Linked DNA regions of Homo sapiens: region 2 is linked to region 1. A link is an interaction called in ENCODE POLR2A ChIA-PET data of the cell type or tissue named here. Cell type or tissue: PC-3. All regions are shown on one strand. Each heading gives the region's core, and the rest is flanking DNA. Links, peaks and the distances in the headings are about the cores only. Region 1 overlaps PIP4K2A (phosphatidylinositol-5-phosphate 4-kinase type 2 alpha). Region 2 has its middle 21 kb from the start of PIP4K2A.

What was found. ChIA-PET counts read pairs that join two places held together with the same protein. Peaks named below come from ENCODE experiments on the same cell type or tissue, not always from the same donor. Only the 100,000 strongest peaks of a DNase experiment are listed, where the experiment ranks them.
Region 2: POLR2A ChIA-PET joins it to region 1 with 15 read pairs; 5 of 35 experiments call an interaction of 5 or more read pairs at or near these places.

Annotation. Positions count from the first base shown.
Region 1 is chr10:22,601,376-22,611,337 of GRCh38, forward strand. It overlaps PIP4K2A (phosphatidylinositol-5-phosphate 4-kinase type 2 alpha), which reads right to left. Exons shown (of 10, transcript NM_005028.5): 2 at 8,245-8,342; 3 at 6,552-6,648. Among named protein-coding and RNA genes, the nearest start is that of PIP4K2A, 110 kb to the right of the region's middle. RefSeq lists enhancers at 101-260, 3,718-3,867, 9,170-9,704. In PC-3, for the core only: no CTCF peak of the experiment used is centred there; a DNase peak (open chromatin) is centred at 5,056; H3K27ac peaks cover 316 bases.
Region 2 is chr10:22,730,837-22,740,798 of GRCh38, forward strand. No RefSeq gene overlaps it. Among named protein-coding and RNA genes, the nearest start is that of PIP4K2A, 21 kb to the left of the region's middle. In PC-3, for the core only: no CTCF peak of the experiment used is centred there; a DNase peak (open chromatin) is centred at 7,905; H3K27ac peaks cover 1,318 bases.

The DNA.
Region 1 (9,962 bases), core at 743-8,742:
ATAAACAGGACTTGAAACAGTGCAAGAAATGCCTGCTGACCCTGATGGGCTGTGAGGGAGCTTCCCCCAGTCTATCAAGAGGCTGTCCAATCAGAGAGGGGCCTCCCTTGGGTCTCAGCCTCAGTGCGTCTCTGAGCAGGGTGGAGTTTCCTTCCAGGGCAGCTAACCTGTGAGGACAAATGGAGCAAACCCAACAGGCAACTACTAGTGATAAAGGAATGACAGTGCTTAGGCATTAGAGGAGCAAGCACAGGGGTGATGGTGTAGGTTGAGCATTAGAGTTGGACCAAGGAGGAGTCCCACAAGCACGACTGTGCCAATCCTCACCACAGCTGGACCTCTGCTCCAACCTCATTCAGAGTTGTGACCCAGAATGCCCAATGCAGGCCACAAGCCTCACCAGGTATCCTACCACTACGGTAAGTCAACAGGTCAAAAACTCAACTCCATCTTCCTTTCTATCCACCTGTAGCCCCAAACATCCCTCCCTCTGTGACCCGCATCCCTGCTCTCTTAGCTTTCAGGTCCCAGTGCCTCTGTGGCTCTTGTCCTTTGCCACTGGCCACTGAACCTGTGGGTTTACTTCTCTCAATGTCTTTTCAAGCTGCTCCGTGCTTTACATGGTGGGTGACGGAGGCTTGGCTCACTGGGATTTCATGGCCTCCTGATTTCCTTATCTCCCTTCTATGCATTCTATAAATTACAATGCAGTTATCTTTAGAAAATACAGACCTCGGGTGGGTGCAGTGGCTCACATCTGTAATCCCAGTACTTTGGGAGGCTAAGGTGGGTGGATCGCTTGAGCCCAGGAGTTCGAGACCAGCCTGGGCAACATGGCAAAACCCTGTGTCTTCAAAAATTACAAAACTTAGCTGGGCATAGTGGCACATACCTGTAGTCCCAGGTACTCAGGGGGCTGAAGTGGCAGGATCGATTGAGCCCAGGAGTTGGGAGGCTGCAGTGAGCCAAGATTGTGCCACTGTACTCCAGCCTGGGCAACAGAGTGAAACTCTGTCTATAAAAAAAAAAAAAGAAAAGAAAAGAAAAGAAAGAAAGAAAAAGAAAAAAGAAAAGAAAAGAAAATACAGATGTCATGACATTGCCATTCCCCTGAGCAAAACCCACAGGGCTGCTCGCTGGCAGCAGAATCGGCCCAGTGTCCCTGGTGTCTTTGTGTTTCTTGCTATTTTAACATCTTTATCTCCCACTATTCTGCCACCATCCAAATACCTTCACATTTCATGGGCTCTCCTGCCTTCCGCTTGGGCCCAGAGAGTTCACTTCTCTTCAAAGTCCCCATTAGCCCTCACTCTCTTTCACAAGTATTTCTTATTTACTTATTTATTTTTCATGTTTTTAGAGATGGTGTCTCACTGTGTTGCCCAGGCTGGTCTCGAACTCCTGGGCTCAAGAGATCCTCCTGCACTGGCCACCTGAGTAGCTGGGATTACAGGTGTGGCCACTGTCCTGACTGCAAATATTTCTTAAGTGCCTGCTGAGCCCAGCATTGTGCTCAACGGGTGACAGGCAGCCAGCAAACACAAACACTGCTCCTGCCCTCAGGCAGTTTAAAGTCAAAAGTGAGAAATCTACAAGTGAAAGTTTCAGAGGATAGACTTGATATTCTAGAGATAAAGGCAGAATTCCTGCTGCCCCACTTCAAGTTTAGTATACACTGAAGGTCTTAACACTTTAGAATTTTATTTCTAAACTTGAAATAAGAATATCAAAAGTTTAAAATGTTAGCTCTTAAAATTAATTATTTTAAAATTAGAATTCTCTGTTACAAACACAAAGAAGAAAGGGCATCAGATGTCAATAATGAGGGATTCTAATTCAGGAGTCACAGTAGGGGAAAAGCAAACCTGGTATTATCCTCCACAGTGAACAAGAGGCCTCACTTTCAAATGTGTGGTCTATTTAGGTTTAACAGCATCAGCTCCCTCCTGCATAACTTTTTGGTTTCTGGGAGGCAACCCTCTCTGGCAGCTACTAAATGTAACTGAAGCCTCCGTTTGACTTCCCAGGGCTGTTTAATGTTCTTCATGAAAATCTGCACCCCTCTTTCCAGTCTCTCTGGGTATAAACATAAGAGACGATCAAATGAGTATAAGAGACTGGAAAGAGGGGTGCAGATTTTCATGAAGAACATTACAAATCAAGATGCTGGGTTTCTGTAAATCTCGTTAGCATCTAATACAGAATCTGGTATGCAATAGTTTTTAAAGAAAGTGATGCTTCACCCTTTCTTCTCTCTGCATTCCCTAAAACGGCTAGCACAGAGCCTGACATGTGGTAGGTACAAACAAATACTTTGACTGGATAATTATGCATGAAATCCCAGACCTCAGGGTGATCAGGGCTTAAGGGGGCAGTGGTAATGGTAGACACAGGACTGCGGCTATAGTCACAGAACAGGCCTCCCAGGCAGCATTCATCCTGAAACACACCTTTAAAGTATGACGATGGATATCATGCTGGCCAAACAATGATCAGAACCTTGATGACACACTGATTCAACCCTGAGCATATTACAAACCTATCATGCAATTTAAAAATGCCCTAATGAATTGGAAAAAGTTCTGAATCTAGAAGCACTGGTTACACACATGCGCGAGCACACACGCGCGCACGCACACACACACACACACACACACACACAGAGGTTTACATATGTATGTTACATGGTACTGTGGTACTGTTATTAACAATGGATATTCTAGAATTGTTCTTTGAATTTGTCTTTAACAACAAGGAAAAGTCATTTTTAAAAGATATTCCAGAAATCAAAACCAGAGGAAAGATACAAATGTTTACTGAGAAAGCAGGAATGTTTTCATTTTTCATTTCATTATCCTTTTCATTTATCTTAAAAACTTTTTAAGAAGTTTAAATTCACCAGTAGGGGTCAACTGCATAGGTTACTACTTAACCATGCTCTGCTTTAATCAGAGTGGTCTCCACAGACCAATACCTACTTTTTTCAGGTGTAGCAAAAAGGTGGTCACACAAACAAGACAAGTCGGGACCATTTACCCACTTGGCTGAATGGAAAGGTCTGAATACGAGATAAACCAGACGATGGAGCCCCTAACCACCACATTGATTTAGAGCCGCTTGTCCAAAATGCAAGCAGTTTGGAAAAATAAACACAGCAGGCAATGCCTGTTCCCCTTCAGCTATCCAGTGTCCTCCAAAACACTATGAGAGCCTAGGTCACTGATCCTACTTTCCAAGTCAGTTGGGAAAGAGTATTCAAAAAGCAGCTCACATTGATAAGCTCAGAAAGAGAGTTGGTTTTTTTCCGATATACGCAGTCTTCAGCAGCCAGTACCCAGGAGTGACAGAGGCGGCCGGTGGGAGACTCTACTCAGCAAAGGCACATTGGCAAGCTCCAGGAGAGGAAAACAAGGTTGCTTTTAGTCATTTGGCGCCACATGTGCCAAATGATACCTGTTACTTGAACTGGGCATGAGGATTGAACTGTCTGGGCAGTAACAATGTGCCAGGCAGCTGAAGCCCCAGGTCCTGGCCCCTGCCCGCCTGCCGCCTGAATCCCTGCAGTATACAGGGGCCTGCGAGGTGACCCTGGAGCCAGAGCTGTCACAACGACCCTCCTTTCTTCCAAACCAAGTAGCCAAAAGACTGGGATACAGCCCCAGATTTACGATCCTGTTTTCAGCTGGAACTCAGGGTCCCTGACCCTACTGAAGAATTTTAAGAGGTACAGACACTGGGAAAGAAATATACGACTGAGGAGGGAAGAAGAGTATACCTCTGCAGTACTGAAGTGACTCTGAATACACACTTTTTCTTTCTTTTTTTTCTTTTTTTAATAGAAATACAGTTGCCAAAGAGAAAGCAGCAGGCAGAGCTAAGGAAAGGAGGAGTGTTCGAATGATTAATCACACTCACACCACTCTCCCCAACAGGGAGCTCTCATGTGAAGAGTTTAACGGACTTGCCAATTAGTTACTTGTGAATCATCCTCCACTTGCCTAATTTTCTTTCAAAGTTTGTACTCAGCAATTTGTACTGACTTCAATATCAACTTACGTAGTTTTCTTTGTAGGGCGAAAAAAAGGGAAGGAAAACCAGTTCATGTCTTTGCATTTCAGCAACTAAATTGGTCATTTGAGGAAATTTTAAAAACTACTTTTCTCTGCTGCAGTGCAGAACTCAGACCATAATGGGTTCATTTTGGATCTCATTTGACAGAATTGATTATGACAAGAAATAGAAAGACTTCATTTCAATAATGAATTGAGGAATCTAACAAGATAAGATAGATGCATGGGCCCTCAAAAGTCAGTTTCTGTGAAATGCCAGTGGAATTGTTTTATTAAAACAAAACCCAGCCAAACAAAAAAAGGACGTGGAGAGAAGGAGGAACACACTGGTGTTCAGCTTTTCTTAAGGCAGAGGAGATTTTCTTAAGACACTGAAGCTATCTGCTGTTAATTCCTTTAAAAAAAAAAAAAAAGCACCTAGTTCATTTTCAGGTGGCCTCTTTAAATTTAGTAATGGTTCTAAAGTGATACAGAATTATTAATTTTAACTTCAGAGAAATGCTTTTTACTATTCTAATAATTTTCTGTTAAAGTTAATTATTTTTACAGCAGTAAATTTCAAGTCCATAATTGTGATCTAAGTTCTCTCTTAAAAATTAAGCCCCAAGGCCAGGTGCACTGGCTCATGCTCTGGGAGGACGGCTTGAGGCCAGGAGTTTGAGACCAGCCTGGGTAACATAGTGAGACCCCAATCTCTACCAAAAAAAAAAAAAAAATTAGCTGGGCATGGTGGTGCACACCTGTAGTCCTAGCTACTCTGGACGCTGAGGTCGGAGGATCACTTGAGCCCAGCAGTTTGAGGCTGCAGTGAGCTATGATCACACCACTGTACTCCAGCCTGGGCAACAGAGCAAGACCTTGTATCAAGAAAAAAAAAGAAACGCCCTAACAGGAGTGTTGGCTCCCACGCAGTTTTAATAGCAGATGAGCAACCACATCCTTCCTGTCCCACTAGCCAGCCCTCAGCTCTTCTGTGTACACAGAGCCTCAGCTCAGGGTCTGGACCTCCATGTAAACCACAACCCCAGGCCATCATGAGACAATGTCACCGGCAGCCTGGTCAGCGCTGCTTTCTCCAAACATGGCAGCCTCTCTCATGCCTGAGTAAACATATGAAAAATTCCTGGAAATTTTTGGCAATGGTACAGAGAGGGCAGTGGGAGCACAGATCTTTAGGAAAGTGTGCTAACTATCTCAGTTTGCCTGAGGGACCCTATTCTTCAGAGGAAAATACAGGGTAAGCTGTATCAGTACTCAATCTGTAGTCACCCAGGGTGGCAATATGTCACTTAATGCAGGATAAATTCAGATCTTAAATTGAGGGCAGATTAGGACTAGATTTGAAGGGACTTAAGTCAGTATATGCTGAGCATCCTTTATTTGAAATGCCTGCAGCCAGTCGTATTTCAGATTTTTTCAGATTTCAGAATATTTGCAAAGATAATGAGATATCTTGGGGATGGGACCCAAGTCTAAACACGAAATTTATCTATTTCATATACACCTTATACACATAGCCTAAAGGTAATTTTATACAATATTTTAAATAATTGTGTACATGAAACAAAGGCTGTGTTGAGCACTTAACTGTGGAATTTTCCACTTGTGGCATCACGTTGATGATCAGAAAATATTCGATTTGGAAGCATTTTGGATTTCAGATTTTCTGATTGGGATACTCAACCTGTCCCTTGGATTTCCACTTTTAAAAAAAATCCTTAGCATTTACGAATCTGGCTCGCTATATGAAACTTGGGTAACCAATGTCAAATCCTTTCTCAGAAAAAAATGATCATGGCTCAACAGTTATTTAAAGAGTTAAAACAGATGTTTAAAAGTTAGAATGAAGGACCAGGCCAGTGTGGGGAGGAGAGCAGCAGTGCACATTTTTACGTGGTGGGAATCAAGATGAAGAGGAAGATGTACCACAGGACACGCCCAGGATGTTGGGTTCCTGGTGCTGACCACAGTGCTATGGTCACTCCACAGTCCAGCACTGCAGTGCACAAAGGGTGCCCTTTGACAAAAATGCTGCAGCAAGAGTCTGACCAACTTGAAAAGCAGCAAATCAGCAAGATAAAGATTCCTGAGAGTCCTAAGTAGCCTCTACGAAGATACAAAACATGCACACTCACACAGGCTACTGACATGTCTGACAGCAGAAATTAACAGGCAGCTCTGCTAGCCTGTTAATTTCCACCTGGAAATGAGAGTATTATATAAAACCCTCACATGCTCAGTCTCCTTCCAAAGAAAAGTAATATATTTTCCTACTGACTTTTATACCGGTATCATATGTATAGAGGTCCCCAATCAAGAGAACACTTTACTTCAGCATGAACATTAAAAACTTCTTACACAAAATGAAAATTACTATTATATAATACTTTTATTGACAAAAATACAGATCCCAATTGACACAGCAAAAGTCATGGCAAAACCCATTTCCTACTGGAAGCAAATGTTACAAACGCAACTCACCTGGAAATCTTGATCATCAATTCCAAACCTCTCCCGCAGGTTACGGAAGACCATCGGGCAGTATTCCTTAAACTTGAAATGGCTCGGCATGTTTTCTCTGAAACAGTCACAGCGTGGAATAAAGCTCAGAGAGAGTCAATCAGACTTGCATCTGCCACCACTGAGTTCCACAGGTAGCCAAAGAAGGGTTCAGAGTTCACTGCCTACCAAAAGCACAGGTGTGCTTCCTAGAACCAGGTACAACCCGCAGAAAGATCCAGGAGACACAGGGGGCCAGACGGATGTCTGTCTGTCTCCTTTGTCACAGGCACGCTTGGACTATGTGACCTCTTTAAATCCTGGCCACACACTGCAGCCATTCCTCAAAGAACAAGAGGTGGGGAAGGAACGGGCCAGGCAGGGGGAGCAGTGAGGGAAAAGCACAATGGCGGGAGAGTGAGTTAGGAAGAGGCAGCGGAGCAAGGTTCCCTCTCAGCTACTGCTGAGGAAAGGAGGGCCACTCCCTCACCCCCCTAAAAGGCCTGTTTTATATAAATGCCACATTCTAAATTTGCTTAGAGGAAATTCCCTGAAAGTCAGCTTCTAAACACTGTTATGAGAAAAATTAACATCAGCTTCACATAAGGACAATGGCCCCCTGAAGAAATTTCATAATTGGCCTGGCATGGTGGCTTACACCACTCATTTGTAATCCCAGCACTTTGGGAGACTGAGGTGGGAGGATTTCTTGAGGCCAGGAGTTTGAGGCCAGCCTGGGGAACATAGTGAGACCCCTGTCTTTACAAAAAGTTTTTTAAAAAATCAGCTGGGCATGGTAACCTGCACCCGTAGTCCCAGCTATTCAGAAGGCTCAGGAAGGGGGATTGCTTGACCCCAGGAATTTGAGACTGCAGTGAGATATAATTTCACCACTGCACACCAGCCTGAGCAACAGAGCAAGATCCTGTCTCAAAAAAAAATTTCATAATGATCCTCACATGGGAGTGATTTGAGGTTCACCCTAATCATTCAGAATTGTTTCCCTCTTTGTGTTCCCACACAACCAGATAAATTAAATTATACATATGCACACACCCCTCCCTTATCATACTTTGCACACTGAACTATAGCAGTTTGTATATGTGTCAGTTTTTGTACTCTGAGCCCCTTGAGGGCAGGGCCGTGTCTTCTATATCATTGCATCTCTAGCTCTCAATGGACCACCTAACATATAATAGGTGCTTCATAATGACGTCTAAAACAACATTCAAATGAAGGAGGAATGTTATCAATGCCCAACATGGCATCTAATTGTGCCTTATGAAAATGTACCTTGGGTCTTTATTGTTCTAAGATGGAGTCATTGCTGTTCATAAATCATCATTTTCAAAGTTCTGTGTACAAGAGCAGAGGTTCATAACTGCTCAAAAATCCAAGCAATTTACAGCTTCAAAAATTTGAATTATAATGAGAATATCACTTTCAACGTATAAGATATTCATAGAGAACAATATGCCATATGGCAAAGGATATTATCCCAGAGAGCCTGCTGTTGCTTCTCTAAAAATGACAGATGGTTATGTTTATCACAGGATTAACTTCATCAGCAAAACTTTACTCCCACCCATTGACAAATTATGTGATTACAAAAATTCACAAAACTTGTACTCCTAGCAGCCACGCTAGTCTTATGAAAGGTCATACTTGTACTTACTTGTTAAAAAGGTGATTGTCCACCTTTATTTTTGAATAGGCTTTGAAGTCATCTGGCATCAACATAACAGGGATTTGAACATGGCTCAGTTCATTGATCTGGAAAAATATAAAATAAATAGCATGGGTTATTACTATCCAGGTGAGGAGGACTTGACTTGAATGTGTACCTTGGGAAAAAAAACATGGTGGACACAGGAACTTCTCTTCCCACCCACCAACCCACCCTCCTTCCCTCTGCCATCATAATCTCTCTTCCTGCCTTCCTCATTCCCACTTCTTATGTCTGTCTGATGCTGGGTCCATGGTGGCCACCGGACGGCAGTGGTGAGGGAGAGTCAATCCTCATGCCACCTGTCCCTGCTTCTTGCCCATCCACTCTCCCTACCTTCCCTCCACAACCTCATCCCACAGACCCTTTGGTCACATGTCCAGGACAACTTCCTTCTGTAAAGAAAATGTTATCTGAGAAAGAAAGCTTTTAAATTTTTCACGTAAATATTTGTTGGATTAATGGACGTGATTTATATATTGAACTCATCTGTGTGCTCTTTACTTCCCTTACAGGAACTAAGTTTAAAAATAAAGATTGGGGTGGGGCATGAATTTACCAAAAGAAGAACCTCCATTCAGGGAAGGAAGAAGACACGTGGTCCCAGGACTACAAGAGAAGGAGGTGGGTTGGACATGAGTCAAGAACAAAAGCAAAGATGTGTTTCCAAAGGACAAAGGGTAAGATCAAGTTCCAGTGAATGAAAGGGACAGCTTTGGACACAATTTTGAAAAACCTGAACTTTCTCTTCGTTAACTATTTTTGCATGTTGACTTTCCTTGTTGCTAGCAATAAAAACCATGTCAAAGATTTATGCTTCCAGTAGGATAGAAGGCAGGTACGCTGAAGGATTCTCAGTTACAAAAACAAAACAAGCAAACAACAAAAGAATGAGCTGCTTGATAGAGCTATTTGTTTTTTTTAATCACATTGCTGGGTTCACAGACAGTAGAGGCAATCTCCAAGACACCTTTCTTCCCCCAAAGTGAGTTTAATCCACAGGGAGTGTGGGGACCATTAAGCAAGCCTGAAAGGAGGGACTCCGAGGACAAATGCCAGTTTCAACACTTACTTGGGCCAAACGAAAGCTGGGAGCTCAACAAAGGCTTCAACGTTAACCTGAGATCCTTGAAGGAAGCCTTTGAAAGTGGCCCCAACACCTGGTGGAAGTAAATGTAAATGATCTCCGGAGGAGAGCAACCCCTGCCAGGCCTCCAGGCTTCCCACAGATGAAGATCAATCAAACATGAGCTCACAGAGACAGCAACGACTAATTAATATTTTCAAGACTTTAGTTACTAAGATGATCAGATATAGAATTTTTTAAGCTGTGAGAAATTATACAGAAATAGAAGATGAACAAAAGATGATTATATTTGAAAAAATAATGATTCAGAATTTTCCACAATTAATGCACGTTATAAATCTGTAGATACAGTTGGGCACAGCAGCTCATATATGTAATCCCAGCAATTTGGGAGGCTGAGGCAGGAGGACTGCTTGAGCCCAGGACTTTGAGACCAGCCTAGGCAACAGAATTCGTCTCTAACAAATAAAAAAATAACAAAAGTTAGCTGGGCGTGGTGGTGTGCACCTGTAGTCCCAGCTACTTAGGAGGCTGATGAAGGAAGATCACTTGTATCCAGGATTTCAAGGCTGCAGTGAGC
Region 2 (9,962 bases), core at 978-8,977, 130 kb after region 1:
ATTGTACGGTTTTTTTCTTTAGCCTGGTGATGTGGTGGATTAGGTTAGCTGATTTTTGAATGCTGAACCATCCTCATATATCTGAAATAACTCACTTAGTCAGGGTGTATGATTCTTTTTATGCTTTGTTGAATTCAATTTTCTAACATATTTTTTGAGAATTTTGCAACCATATTAATGAGAGATGTTAGGCTATAAATTTTCTTTCTTGTGTTGTTTATGTGATTTTGATATTAGGATAGAGCTAGTCTCATAGAATGAGTTAAGAAGTATTCTCTCTTCTATTATCTGGGAAAGCTTGTAGAGAATTAGTATCATTTCTTCCTTAAATGCTGGGTGGAACTCACCAGTGAAACCATCTGAGTCTGTTGCTTTTTTTAATGCCAGGTTGTTAATTATTGATTAAATTCCTTTAATAGATATAGGCCTATTCAGATCATGTGAAGGTATTTATCTAATAAGTTTCCTTGTTCTGCAATCTGTTTTGTCTGAAATTAATATAGCTGCTCCAACATTTCTTTGCTTAATGTTAGCATGGAATATCCTTCTCCTTTGCTTTACTTTTAACCTATCCATGTCTTTCTGCCTTATCTGTGTTTCTCGAAGGCAGCATATAGTTGGGTATTTTTTTAAATTAACTCTGCAAATCTCTGTCTTTTTATTTATTTATTTTATTTTTTATTACTTATTTGTTAGTGTACAAAAACACAATTGATTTTTGTATGCTGATTTTTTTATCCTACAACTTTGCTGAATTTGCCTATTCCAACAAAATTTTGTGGAATCTTTAGCAGTTTCTATATATAAGATCATGTCATCTGCAAACAGAGATAATTATACTTCTTCCTTTCCAGTAGGGATGCTTTTTATACCTTTTTCTTGCCTAATTGCTCTGACTAGGATTTCCAATACTACGTTGAATAGAAGTACCCAGGTCTTGTTCCTGATCTTAGAAGAAAAGCTTTCAGCTTTTTATCATTGAATATGTTGTTAGCTATGGGCTTGATACATATTGCCTTTATGGTGTTGAGGTTCCTTCTTTCTACACCTAATTTGTTGAAAGATTTTTCTTTTTTATCATGAAATTATGTTGAATTTTGTCAAATGCTTTTTCTGCATCTATTGAGATGACAATATGATTTTTATTCTTCATTCTATTAATACGGTATATCACATTTCTTGATTTATGTATTTTGAACCATCCTTTCATCTCAGGGATAAATCCCACTTGATCATGGTGTATGCTCCTCTTAATGTGTTGTTGAATTTGGTTTGCTGGTATTTTGTTGAAGATTTTTGCATCTATGTTCATTTAGGAATATTGTTCTGTTTTTTTGTTTTTTGTTTTTGTCATGTATTTTTCTGGCTGTAATGTCAGGGTAATGCTGACCTCATGGAATGTGTTTGGAAGAATTACCTCCTCTTGAATTTTTTGGAAGAGTTTGAGAAGGATTGGCATTAATCCTGTAAATGCTTGGTAGAATTCACCAGTGAAGCTAATGGGTCCTGGGCTTTTACTGTTGGAAGGTTTTCAATCACTGATTCAATCTCCTTACTCATTACTGGTCTGTTCAGATTTTTTTTTTTTTTTTGAAATGGAGTGTCATTCTGTCACCCAGGCTAGATGCAGTGGCATGATCTCGGCTCACTGCAAGCTCCGCCTCCCGGGTTCACACCATTCTCCTGCCTCAGTCTCCCGAGTAGCTGGGACTACAGGTGCCCGCCACCACGTCAGGCTAATTTTTTGTATTTTTAGTAGAGACGGGGTTTCATCGTGTTAGCTAGGATGGTCTCAATCTCCTGACCTTGTGATCTGCCCGCCTCGGCCTCCGAAAGTGCTGGCATTACATGCATGAGCCACCGCACCCGGCCTGTTCAGATTTTCTATTTCTTCATGATTGGTAAGTTGTATGTGTCTAGGAATTTATCCACTTTTTGTAGGTGATCCAATTTATTGCTGTATAACAGTTTATGGTTCTTCTTTATGATACTTTGTATTTTTGTGATATTAGATGGAATGTCTCCTCTTTCATTTATAATTTTTTTATTTGAGTCTTCTCTCTTTTTCTTTTTTAGTTAGTCTAGCTAAAGATTTATCAATTTTATTTACCGTTTCAAAAACTCAGCAAGCTGATCTTGGCTGTGATTCTTTGTATTTGTCTTTCTCTCCGGATTTCAGGGTGCCCATTTGCTCTGCAACATCAATTCTCTGAAGAGTTAAAAAAAAAAAAGTCATTGATTTTCCATTTCTTCAGCTTTTTATCTTATTGTTTATATGGGAGTGATGAGTTCCAATCCATTTACGTACTGGAGCTAAAACCTGATGTCCCAGATCCTGTTTTTAATTCTTCTAGAGATGCATTGCCCTTCTTGAATGTGAGATTTTTTTTTTCATTAGCTTCATCTTTATGTCAGCCCCTAAATGAAACTTCCAGTTAAGTCCTCTCTTCTGAAGTCCATATTCATATATCCAACTGTCTATTTAACTTCCCAATTTGGTGATCTGAGCACAACCTGTTCAGAAAAAAACTCCTGCCCTTCTCCCAATCATGCTTCATCTTTCTTCTTTCCCATCGTAGGTGAAAAGTGATTTGGATTCCTCTCTCTCTTTCTCAACCACATTCAATCCATCATCAGATCCTCTCTACCCTACCTTCAAGAATCTGTCTACATCTCAGTTTTATGCCTTACATCCTTGGTCTAATTCACCCAACATATCTCACACGAATTCATAATCTATCTGGCTTACCTGCTTTTGCTCTTGTCCTTCACCTCTATATTCTCAACATAGAATCCAGAAGGATATTTTTAGAAGTGTAGGTCAAACTGCATGCTGTTTCTGGAACATTCAGTCATGTTCCTGCCTCAGACCCTTTGAACTCTGATTTCTCCACTAAGGTCACCTCTCCTGAGATACTTGGATGGCTCACTCTCTCACCTTCTTCATGTCTTTGCCCAAATGTTATCTTCTCTTAAGGATTTTCCTCTGCACTATATTTAATTTCTGTACTCTTCGTGTGTCTGAATTTACATTTTATCTTTCTTTATAACTCTCATTCATTGTGGCTTGTTTCCTCATGCATGTAGGGATTTTTGATTGTGAGAATATGTTCCTTGGAACTTTATATGTTGGAGTTGTTTGAGGCCTATGATTAAAGGATGTTCCTCTAGGGAGGATTTTTATCTTGGGCCTTTTTGTGTCTCAGAAATATTGTGGATTTGCCTCCCAAGCTGAATGAGTGCATACTTGTGGCTACAACTGATTAAGAGACTTTTTGCCCCTCTCTGTTTACCCAGAGCCGAGGTCAAAACAGCCAGAGTCTTTTTCAGTGGGTATCTTTTCTATTCACCCACTTCTGATGTCATTGTCAGTGGAAGATCCTGGCTTTTGTGGGCAGCCTCCTTCTGACCCTTTACTCTACTTGACTCTCAGATACTGGGCCATCAGGCATCTGCAGATGCCCTCAGGTTACATGCTGGCTCAAGTGCTTATGAAATCATGACTTCTAGTTCTTTTCGGCCCCTAGTTATTTTCCTTTACTTTCCAGAAGGCCGCAAAACATTTCTTGAAGTATATTTTTTTTTCCTATTTTTATCTGTCCTTTAAAAATGGTTCTATACTTGAATGGGCACACCAAGTTTACCAAATTGCTGGAAACAGAAGTCAGGGGGCAGCATTTAAAAAGATAATGATTTAGAATATAATTTAGGAAGGATACTTAGTCTTCAACAGAATTAATTTAAAAACCAATACCACCTATAATCACAGCACTTTGGGAGGCTGAGATAGAAGGACTGCTTGAGACCAGGAGTGCAAGACTAGCCTGGACAACATAACAAGACCCTGTCTCTACAAAAATAATTTTTTTTTATTGAGACGGAGTCTCACTCTGTCGCCTAGGCTGGAGTGCAGTGGCGCCATCTCGGCTCACTGCAGCTCCGCCTCCCAGGTTCACGCCATTCTCCTGCCTCAGCCTCCAGAGTAGCTGGGACTACAGGCGCCCGCCACTATGCCCGGCTAATTTTTTGTATATTTAGTAGAGACAGAGTTTCACCGTGTTAGCCAGGATGGTCTCGATCTCCTGACCTCGTTGTCCACCCGCCTCAGCCTCCCAAAGTAAAATGATTTTTAAAAAAGTTAGTTGGGTGTGGTGTCACATGACTATAGTCCCAGCTACACAGGACACTGAATCGGGAGGACCACTTGAGACCAGGAGTTCAAGACTACAGTGAGCTATGATCACACTCCTGTACTCCAGACTGGGCGACAGATGGAGACCCTGTCTCAAAAACAACAACAACAAAAAATACAAAATGATGTGACTGTAAGCTGCACAATGACAAAGACAAAGACAAAATATTAAAACAGAGAAATAAGGTGACAAAAAAGAATGACAGGTAAACTGATAGTGTATTTATCATTTGCAACATTAGATGCCAGATGACAATGGGAATGCCGTTATTAACTTAGCATTCTATTACTGTATTTATTTATATTTTTGAGTCAGAATCTCACTCTGTCACCCAGGGTGGAGTGCAGTAGCATAGTCATGGCTCATCACAGTCTCAGACTCTTGGGCTCAAGTGATACTCCTGCCTCAGCCTCGTAAGCAACTGGGACTACAAGCGCATGCCACCACTCCTGGCTAATTAAAAAAAGTGTTTTTGTACAGACAGAGTCTCATTGCTACCCAGGCTTGTCCCAAACTCCTGGCCTCAAGCCATCTTTCTGCCTTGGCTTCTGGAAGCGCTGGGATTACAGGTGTGAGCCACCTACCTGGCCAGTTCTAGACTAAACCATACCATATCACTTTCAGCAAATTGGCGCAGATTTAAAAAGTTTAACAATACAAACTGGTGGTCGTGATATAGGGAAATCAGAACCCTCAGCCACTGCTGGAGTATACATTGGTGATTACATTATAGGGTGATAACATTGGTGCCACTTCTTAGCACAGTTTGGCAATATCTAGCAAAGCTCAAGGTTTGTATTACCTATGACCTAGCAATTCCAGTTTTCTGGGAATGCTTTTACATCCATCCACAAAAGTGTATACAAAGGTGTACACTGCGGGCTTACATAATGGCAAAAAATTAGAAGCAACCTAAGCGGTCAGTAGTAGGAGACAGGACCACTGAATTCAATACTTCACAGCAGCTAAAATGAATGAACTTCATCATATGCTTTCAAGTGAATACAGCATGGCTATTTTATTTTGAATTTTAAAAATATTGCAGAAAGATATATATTTATGTAAATTTAAAATTTTATGTTGTAGGGGATCAGAACATGCCAGCTGAAAATATGCCATTGTGGCATAAGAATTATTTTGAGCCAAAGGTAGCTAAGAGGGCAGTAGACATAAGAAAATAAAGCTCTGTGCCCTCTCCTATCTGACTTAAAGCAGAACATAAATTCCCATTTGTTAAGGTGTCTCCCTCTCCCTTATCAGAAAGAGAACCACTCTTAATCCCCAGAAGTCTTAGTCACCAGAGATGACTCTAGACTCCAAGTATCAGCTCAGACAGGAATCTGTATGACAAACCTTATAAAACAATCCTCATCCTTCATTAATTTCCCCTATATACTTACCTTCTTGTAGTTTGCCACCCCTAAGAACCTAAACCCTTTTTCCTTTAGTCTTTTCACTTCTCTACAAATTTATTGTTTTTTGTTAAGATGCTCTATGTCAGTTTACTTTTCTGGGCCCCAGATGCCAAAACTAAGAGGGTAGAGAAAAAAGGTTTCTTTCCCCTCGTCCCCCGCACAATGTAAATCTTAAAAATGCACATAATAGGCCAAGCGTCATGGTTCACACCTGTAATCCCAATATTTGGGGAGGTCAAAGCATGAGGATCACACAAGGCCAGGAGTTCGAGATCAGCCTAGGCAACATAGTGAGACCCAGTCTCTACAAAAAATTTAAAAATTAGCCAGGCATGGTAGTGAGTGCCTCTAGTCCCTCGGGAGGGACTGAAGCAGGAGGATCCCTTGAGCCCAGGAGCTCAAGGCTGCAGTGAAGATGATATCACTGTACTCCAGCCTGGGTGACAGAGATCCTGTCTCCAAAAAAACAACAAAAAAATCAACCTACATATTAATTACAGAAACACATATATGTAAAAAAAGTATAAAAACAGGGTGGGAAATTTATCATTTTAATAAGAATAGTTGTGCCCTTTAGAGAGCGACAGGGGTAAATGTGATAATAAAGGTTGTTGTATCTGTAGCATTTTATTTTCTAAAAGCCAAAAGATCTAAATACATACGCAAAAAAAGTTAACCTTTAAAAAAATCTCAGTGGCAGGTATATGTTGAGATATGATTCTCTGTATTTTTTATGTTGGGAATAATACATAAAAATGAAGATAAATAAGAATACTTAATGCATTTTCCTATATGTTTGGCACAGATTTTCTTAAAACATAACTCTTCAATTAGGTTTATTAATTGTGTAACTGTAATCCTCTATATTTTTCACTTATTTTTAAATTTATTTACTTCCAAGTTGTTTTATCCTATGTCCTTTCATAGTAAAACAGTTTTTACTTAACATGTTTTGAAACTACATCATTAAGTGTATAAAGGTATATGACTTTTGTACCTTTCTGGTAAGATGTACGTTTTACCAGTATAAAATATCTTTATTTTTGAAATGTTTACCTTTTCGATTTATTTTCTGTTTTAATATTGCTTTTTGGGTAGCATGTTGTTGTCCCTTTATTTTCAAATTACCTGTATTTTTTTTTTGTAACTCTTGCAAACAGCAACACTGGATTTGTTTTATGTTTGCCATTCAAATGTACTTTAGTTGTATTCATTAGTTATATATTGCTGCATAAGAAATTGTTCCAAACCCCAGTGGCTTAAAACAGCTACCATATTATTGTGTAATATTTCAGTGAGTCAGCTCTTTGGGCTGGGCCCAGCTGGAGGTTTCTTCCACTGGTCTTGCTGGGACCACTCATTCAGCTGCAGTCACATGGGAGCTCGACTGGAACCTCACTCATGTGTCTGGCTGTTGGAGCTGACTCTTAGCTGGGCTTGTCTCTCCACATGGTCTCTCATCTTAAAGGAGGCTATCCTGGGCCTCTTCACCTACATAAATGCTCTAAGAGGGTGATAAGAATATCTGCAAAGTGGCCAGGTGTGGTGGCTCACAGCTGTAACCCCAGCACTTTGGGAGAGTGAGGCTGGTGCATCACTTGAGGTCAGGAGTTGGAGACCAGCCTGGCCAACATGGCAAAACCCCATCTCTACTAAAACTACAAAAATTAGCCAGGTGTGGTGGCACGCGCCTGTAATCCCAGCTACTCGGGAGGCTTAGGCTGGAATAGCTTGAACCCGGGAGGTGGAGGTTGCAGTGAGCCGAGATTGCACCACTGCACTCCAACCTGGGTGACAGAGTGAGACTCTGTCTCAAAAAAAAAAAAAAAAAAAAGACAATGTTGGTCAGGGAACGGTGGCTCATGCCTGTAATCCCAGCATTTTGTGAGGCTGAGGTGGGCGGGTCATTTTAGGTCAGGAATTTGAGACCAGCCTGGCCAACGTGGTGAAACTCTGTCTCTACTAAAAATAGGAAAATTAGCCAGGCATGGTGGTGGGCACCTGTAGTCCCAGCTACTCGGGAGGCTGAGGTAGGAGAATTGCTTGAACCTGGGAGGCGAAGGTTGCAGTGAGCCGAGATAGTGCCACTGCGCTCCAGCCTGGGTGACAGAGTGAAGCTCCATCTCAAATAAATAAATAAATAAACAAACAAATAAATAAATAAATAAAATAAAGACAGTGTTGCCCAGTGCTAAATAAAACAAGAGGACAAACAAGGAGCTTAGCTGTGAGGACTATTCCTAATGCAGTTCCCTATTAATCACCCTCATGGCTGACTCAGGACACGCAGGCATTTGCTCTTTGTTTTCATTTCCTCTGAGTTCCATGCACTTCTGGAATCACTCCCACGTAATACAATGTGACCTCTCACCCTAAATCTGACTCCTTATCCAGTGGCTACTATGTTGCACCTTTTTTGTTAATATAGTACCCTATGTGGAAAAAAAATTAATCCATCTTCAAAGTTTATATTCACCCAGTGCTGTTTGCCTACACTTTTACATTGCTATGTTGAATGTTTTAGGATTGCAAAGGTGGACAATTTTCTTCAACTCAGAGTGTGTAACATCATGAAACCTGCTTTCCCAGTTAAGTTAATGATTCTGCATAAATATTAGTTGATTGTTTAACTAAATTACAGAGATAGCCAGGAATTTCGCATTGTTACTTAACAGTTGTATGGCCCTCAGTGGTCAATAGAGGATGAGAGTTCAATATGCAAAAGCATTCAAAGTAGAATGTATGATTGCTACAGATAGATAACCTACAATTAAATTCTTGCTAGTTTACATTTTTCACTTTCTTGATAATGCTTATTTTGTTTAAAATAACTGAAAATCAGTAACATTTAGGTTTTCACATGTCTCTCAGAATCTCCAAGCTCCATAAAAAGATAAATGGAATATATAGATTCTAAAATACTCAAAATATCAGTAAGGATAAACCTCCATATTTCCGTTGTAATTTTAGAACAATGAAAACTAAAGTTTCGTCACTGTAGATGTAGTAACATCTTCCCTCAACTAAGGGAGCATTCTCTTTGACCCTTTCACAGTGCAACTGGCTATGGCCTAGATGATCTAGAATTTTTAGTTACGATAGCAATCAACATACAAAAATCCAAATCAGCTTTTAATAATCTGATAGAACCACAGGATTTCAGGTCATCTGGAACAGTTACAGAACAGTAATTAGAACATAGCTGGTACTTAAGATATTTAGAATGTTTTGCCCCCAATTTTTATTATATTAAAAATAAGACCCTTAGGCCGGGCACGGTGGCTCACTCCTGTAATCCCAGCACTTTGGGAGGCTGAGGTGGGTGGTTCACGAGGTCAGGAAATCGAGACCATCCTGGCTAACATGGTAAGACCCTGTCTCTACTAAAGATACAAAAAATTAGCTGGGCATGGTGGTGAGCCCCTGTAGTCCCAGCTACTCGGGAGGCTGAGGCAGGAGAATGGCATCAACCTGGGAGGCAGAGCTTGCAGTGAGCCAAGATCACGCCAATGCACTCCAGCCTGGGCAACAGAGTAAGACTCTGTCTCAAAAAACACACACACACACACACACACACAAAAAGAAAAAAAAATAACAAAACAAAATGACCCTTGAGAAAATTGTGGGACTTCACTATACTTCAATTTCATATCTTAGATAAGAAAGTTAATCTTTTTTTCCCATTTAGCCTCATTTATCAAACATTAATAATATATCTCTGAAGGGTTTTTTTCTGTTATCTCTCCCTGTATCAGTTAGCTTTTGCTGTGTAACAAACCACCGTACAACTTAGTGGCTTCAAAAAGCAGTCATTTCTTTTGCTCTTGAGTTATTCTGATCTTGGCTTGGCTCACTTACAGGTCTGTGGTCAACTTCCAGCTACAATGGGAGCTAGCTGGGGCTCAGCTGGGATAGCTCATGTTTCAGTTGGGACCACATCACCTAGTTTCTCATTTTCTGGTAGACTATGCCTGACATTTCCACATGGTGGTGGAAGAGTCCCCAGGAGCTGCAGGAGAGCAGGTTCTAACGTACAAGTGCCTTCCAAGTCTCTACTTGTGTCATGTTGGCTAATGTCCTATTGGCCAAAGCCAGTCATATGGTCAAGTTCAGATTAAGAGTGGAGAAGCAGACTCTACCTCCCAATGGGGGAAGCTGTGAAGTCACTTCACAAGGCTGTAGATGCAGGGAGGGGACACATTTGTTTCTATTTTTACAATCCATTCATGTCGTAAAAGACTAACATTTGCTGGGCGCAGTGGCTCACACCTGTAATTCCAGCACTTTGGGATGCTGAGGTGAGTGGATCACTTGAGGTCAGGAGTTCAAGACCAGCCTGACCAACATGGTGAAA